Linked DNA regions of Mus musculus: region 1 is linked to region 2. A link is a loop called in an ENCODE intact Hi-C map of the cell type or tissue named here. Cell type or tissue: gastrocnemius. All regions are shown on one strand.

Region 1 (2,500 bases), 160 kb after region 2:
TTACAAAGGTCTTTAACCTTTCCTGACATTGGTGTTATCTGGCTCTAATCCACCATCTGCCTCCAGAAGAAATGGTAGCCTAGGAAACACTTTCCTTAGAGCTTGGGGTATAACTCAGTTGATGAAGTGCCTGCCTGGCACTCACAAGGACACTGGGTTCTATGCCCCATATCACATAGGCCAGGGGTGGTTACATATAGAACCCATGTAATTCCAGCACTCAAGAGGTGGAGGTCAAGCTCATACTCAGCTACATAGTAACTGAGGCTAGACTTGGCAACATTAAACCCTGTCTCAAAATGAGGCAGACAAAACAAAAAGAGATCTCAGAAATTGTGTCTCTTTTCCTCTCTGTGAACACACAGATATGAACTGAGGGGGGTTGTTAGAAGAGGCAAGTCCACATTTTCAGGTAGACACAGAAACTGTAGCCTTATACACAATGCTTGAACTAGGGCTATGATTTTTGTGATGTGGGCACAAGAAGAAATGATGATCCTGGCCAGTGGCCCTTGGGCTTGCTATAAATGTCACTGTATGTAAGCTATAAGAGACTGCAATTACACCTTAAGCAGAGTTCAGGATCCTGCCTCACACCTCCAAACATGGCTATGTTCTGCCCACTTACAGGCCATTGCTTCAATCCTTTGGGAAATGGGTGTAGTCCCAAATTTGTGATAACTGACCAAATTACCAGGAAAAAGTTCTCAGAAGTTCTAAAACCTATGTATTCTGGAATACTATAATGTGCTGATTGGAAGCTGATGGGTATTCTCTGAGTCCTGCTTGGGGACAAGCTGTTATTAAACCTTCTATCCAATGCACACAATCTTTTGTCTCCTCACACTTCTCAAATAATACCCATACATGTCTGTCTCCCATCCGCACCACTCCGGAAGTGAAGATGGCTGGCAGACAGCAGCTACAAAGCGATTCCTATGGAAACAAAGGCACTGACTTCCCAACCACACATGGATCCAGCATGTGAGCAGGATTCCTCTGCCTCCAGGAGATGCCTGCTCTCCTCCAACAAAGCCTCATAGCACCAGCCATAATCAAGCTATGGCTTACATGCATACCGTACGCGAACTAGCTCTAACTGGCCTCAGGTATATCCTAGCTAGCGTCACCACCATTTGAACATTTGTTAAAATGTATCACCATTTGATAAAAATATATCATCTAATACATTTTACGACCCTTTACCATGTCTGAAACAAAAGAGAACTCAATAAATGTAAATGATTTAGTGTTCCACAGCAACCATTATCATAAATCATGAATGGAGCAGGAGCAGCAATACGGTCGGTTCTCTGCCTAATAGTTTTGGCAGGACTTCAGGGGGCATATGTCTTCTCTTGGCTCCGTAACAGAATAAACATGGTGCCTTCACAACTCGCTATATGCTGAAGCAGTGTTTGTGCCAATTCTTCCCATATTCAGAATAATTTTCTCATGTATGTAATGCAACTTATTCCCTAAATTGGACGAAACAGAGTAAGTATTAAATGATTTATTAACTTTGCTTTTGTAATCTCATTTTATGAGATGAAAACTCCTATCTCACTTTCCTGCCCCCAGCAAGAGCACTGTTTAAATGGCACTTAGACATCAGAGGATTCTTTATTCTTGCACTAAACATTCAGATTTAGGTAATACCTCATCACAGAAAAGCTGCTGGGGGCATGCTGATCTAACCAATGCCTTTGAATGCCAACTAATTAAAAATATTTAGCAATATGGAATTTCATATGTACAAACATAAGATGTTCTTTTACGGATTCACATTATATACACTTCGACTCAGAACAAAAAGAATTTCCCTGCTATACCCTTCTCTTCTGTGTAAACACTTAAAAAAAAAAAAGAAGTTCAAATGAATTGGTTACATGTGTTTAATTTGTGAAAAACATGTATATGATTTAAGGACACAGGCATAGTAGATGATAAGATTAAAACCTATCTGTATATTTAGGACTAGCTCTATTGTAACAATTACGAAATAGTTTACAACCTTAGGCTAGGAATATGCAAAACACTCGTGTGAACAATAACTTTACTAAGTAAACACTAGCAATGTGTCTTGTCAGCAGCAAGTGACTTTTCTGTTCTGTTCCTACTATAAACTCCGCACAGAACTCATCATGAGCTTATATTTAGATAATGTACTATTCTAAATGCAGCATAAACGTTACTGTTTTCCACTTAAATCCTGCTCATCTTTACAGACAACCTGTGTAAGAGAAGATGCTAACTCCCTTCTTCTGAACACACAGAGAAGCCCCTGTCCTTTTTACTGGGGTAACCTGCCCCTGGCACAGAACTCTCAGCCCCTTCCTGAGTGATTGCTGTGAAGATGGCACTTGCTCTTTCCTCTTTTAAAGGTAAGATTGAGAAGCCGTTTCTTCCCTTTGATGTGCCAGTCATTCTGCAATTAAGACGTACCTAATCACTATGTTTTCAACAGATGCAAATGTGACTCAATTAAAATTCTAGACCA
Region 2 (2,500 bases):
CAGCACCAAAGTAGATTCAAAGGATGACTGAGACAAAAGAAGTCTTAATGAGGAGTCTAGAAATTGCATTTCCAGAGACCCCATATCATGAGGATCTGTACACAGATGATGGGGGTTTAGCATGCTCTCTACTAACATACAAAAGACAACTTTGGTCCAAATGCTAACACTTAGTTTCTCTTGCAATACTGGTTTCTGTAGCTTGACTGCTTGTGTGTGTGCATGTGTGTGTGTGTGTGTACTATTTGAAAATTTGCTTTAGTTCAATAATGATGTAGGCTTTATTCTACTGTATTCTGGGTCCTGTCCTACAGACTTCTGGCCCATCATAGATGCATGGTATAGTGGGACTTGGAGGTCATTAGAAACAGGACACCTGGCTTGGAGCTTCCTGGTGGGCCGTGTGTGTTTCTCCCTTATGACAGCTGACACATTTATTTGTGCTAAGTGTAAGAGGAGCTTCTGCAGGCCTGCTAACTTGATACTCTTGGTATACAGGGTGAGGGCACAGGTTGCACAACCGTCCCTGTCCCCACTTACTGGTCTGAGAATGACCATCTAGGAGAATATGGTAAGTGTGCTGTTTATGAAGACTGAGCCAATCAGGGCAGGGCCCAGGAGACATTCAACAAGTAGGCTCTAAGATGGTAGGGGAGGGGTTCTAGGTTCCAACAGGCCAGAGAATGTTCTTCAATTTACCTTCAGTGTGTGAGTATGTATGTGTATTCTCATGTTTCTATGGATACATGTACAGATGCACATGGAAGGCAGAAGTCAACTTGGATGTTGTCCCTCAGGTAACTTACTTTATATGACCGAACCTAACTAGGACCTGGGGCTCACTGACTAGACTAGACTGGCTGGCCAGCAAGCCCCAGAATTTGCCTGTCTCTATTTCTTTATATTGGGATTATCATTGCCAGTGTTTTGTTTTGTTTTAACATGGGTGCTGGAGATCAAACTTAGTTCCCTATGTGTGTGCACAGTAAGAACTTTACCAACTGAATTATCCATTCCTAGCTCACTCTTTCTTTCTTTCTTTCTTTCTTTCCTTCCTTCCTTCCTTCCTTTCTTTTGTTTTGTTTGTTTGATTTTGGTTTTCCAGACAGCGTTTCTCGGTGTAACCCCAACTGTCCTGGAACTCACTCTGTAGACCAGGCTGACCTTGAACTCTGAAATCGCCTACCTCTGCCTCCTGAGTGCTGAGATTAAAGGTGTGTGACACCTCTAGCTGGAGCAGTGCTGGAGCGCTCCCCCTGGTGGTGAAGATAAGGTAGAGCCAGCAGGCTGACCAGCTCAACTACCACCCAGGCCCAGATCCAGGACTCTGAATTGGCCCATCTCAAAACCTGTATCATCTGTGGAAGGCTGAGACCCATGAAAAGGCCAGCCCTGCTGTTCTAAATCTACAGGATCTCCAGCACACAGGGAAACAACAGGATATTGGGGAGGAGTCCTGATGAGGGTCCAATATTGATAGTATCACAGAAACCGGGTATCTCAAGCAATGAACACTCTCAAGTGAAGATGTGCAGGCAGAGAGGTACACTGTGAGGAACACTGTGACACACTACAGCTTTCACGATGAGACGCCTTCTATGCTTTGTTTTGTTGTTGATGTTGTTGTTGATGGTGGTGGTGGTGGTGGTGTGTGTGTGTGTGTGTGTGTGTAAAGGGACAGGGAGAGGAGCAGGACTGCACTGCATGATGGGAAAGTCACAACAAATCTATAAAGGTTTAAAAGAAAAACAACAACAACAACAACAAACCCAAAACCACCAGAAAGGTGTGTGCCACCACCGCCCAGAAAAACAGAAATTATAAATATTATTTTACCTTAAATTTAACCATTGACTTAATGTATTGTTTTGATCCAAGACAAGCCAAACACAAGAGGGCAGTTGGCAGTCAGTAGCTACCACTACTTTATATTCTGCACTGCTGTTTTCTGTTTGCTTTCCTAAGTCATTTATTTCTACCATGTCAACTGCAGCCCCTTGATCTCTGAATGGCAGTCCTGAGGGACAGATGCAGTGGGTTTGGAGATAGAGTTATTCCTGGGGCTCAGCAGGCCATGTGTAGAAAATATTGGGGGTGGGAAGGAAGCTGTTAAGATCAGCTGTTAATTTTTTGTTTATTTTTACTATGTGTTTTTATATGTATGGATGTTTGACAGGCAGGCATACTACTGCATCACGTATATGCAGTGCCCACAGAGGCCACAGGAGGGCATCAGATCTCCTGGGACTGGAATTAACAGAAGGTTGAGACAACAGGTGGGTCCTGGGAATTGAACCCAGGTTCTCAGGAAGAAAAGTCGGTGTGCTTAACCTCTTTGCAATCTCTCTGCCCCCTTAACTTTTTAGAAGTTTGGGGCTTTATCAAACGACTCATTAAAATTGCGAGAATGCAACCTCTTGGTGCTAGAGAGACCAACGTTTTCCTTCCACTGCTCAGGTACTTGGCAACAAGTACCTTTACCAACTGAGCCATTTCACCA

Evidence for each region. A loop is a pair of places that touch in the nucleus more often than their neighbours do. Peaks named below come from ENCODE experiments on the same cell type or tissue, not always from the same donor. Only the 100,000 strongest peaks of a DNase experiment are listed, where the experiment ranks them.
Region 1: a loop joins it to region 2, with 2.0 times the contacts of the local background. A loop is called at or near these places in 6 of 42 quality-filtered maps.

Annotation. Positions count from the first base shown.
Region 1 is chr8:127,423,256-127,425,755 of GRCm38, reverse strand. The region is part of intron 19 of Pard3 (par-3 family cell polarity regulator); the gene reads right to left. Among named protein-coding and RNA genes, the nearest start is that of Gm9909, 30 kb to the left of the region's middle. In gastrocnemius, no CTCF peak of the experiment used is centred here; a DNase peak (open chromatin) is centred at 1,336.
Region 2 is chr8:127,588,244-127,590,743 of GRCm38, reverse strand. All of the region lies in intron 22 of Pard3 (par-3 family cell polarity regulator), which reads right to left. Among named protein-coding and RNA genes, the nearest start is that of Gm32478, 41 kb to the left of the region's middle. In gastrocnemius, CTCF peaks have their summits at 1,262 (motif pointing left) and 2,221 (motif pointing right); DNase peaks (open chromatin) are centred at 1,263 and 2,234; H3K27ac peaks cover 937 bases.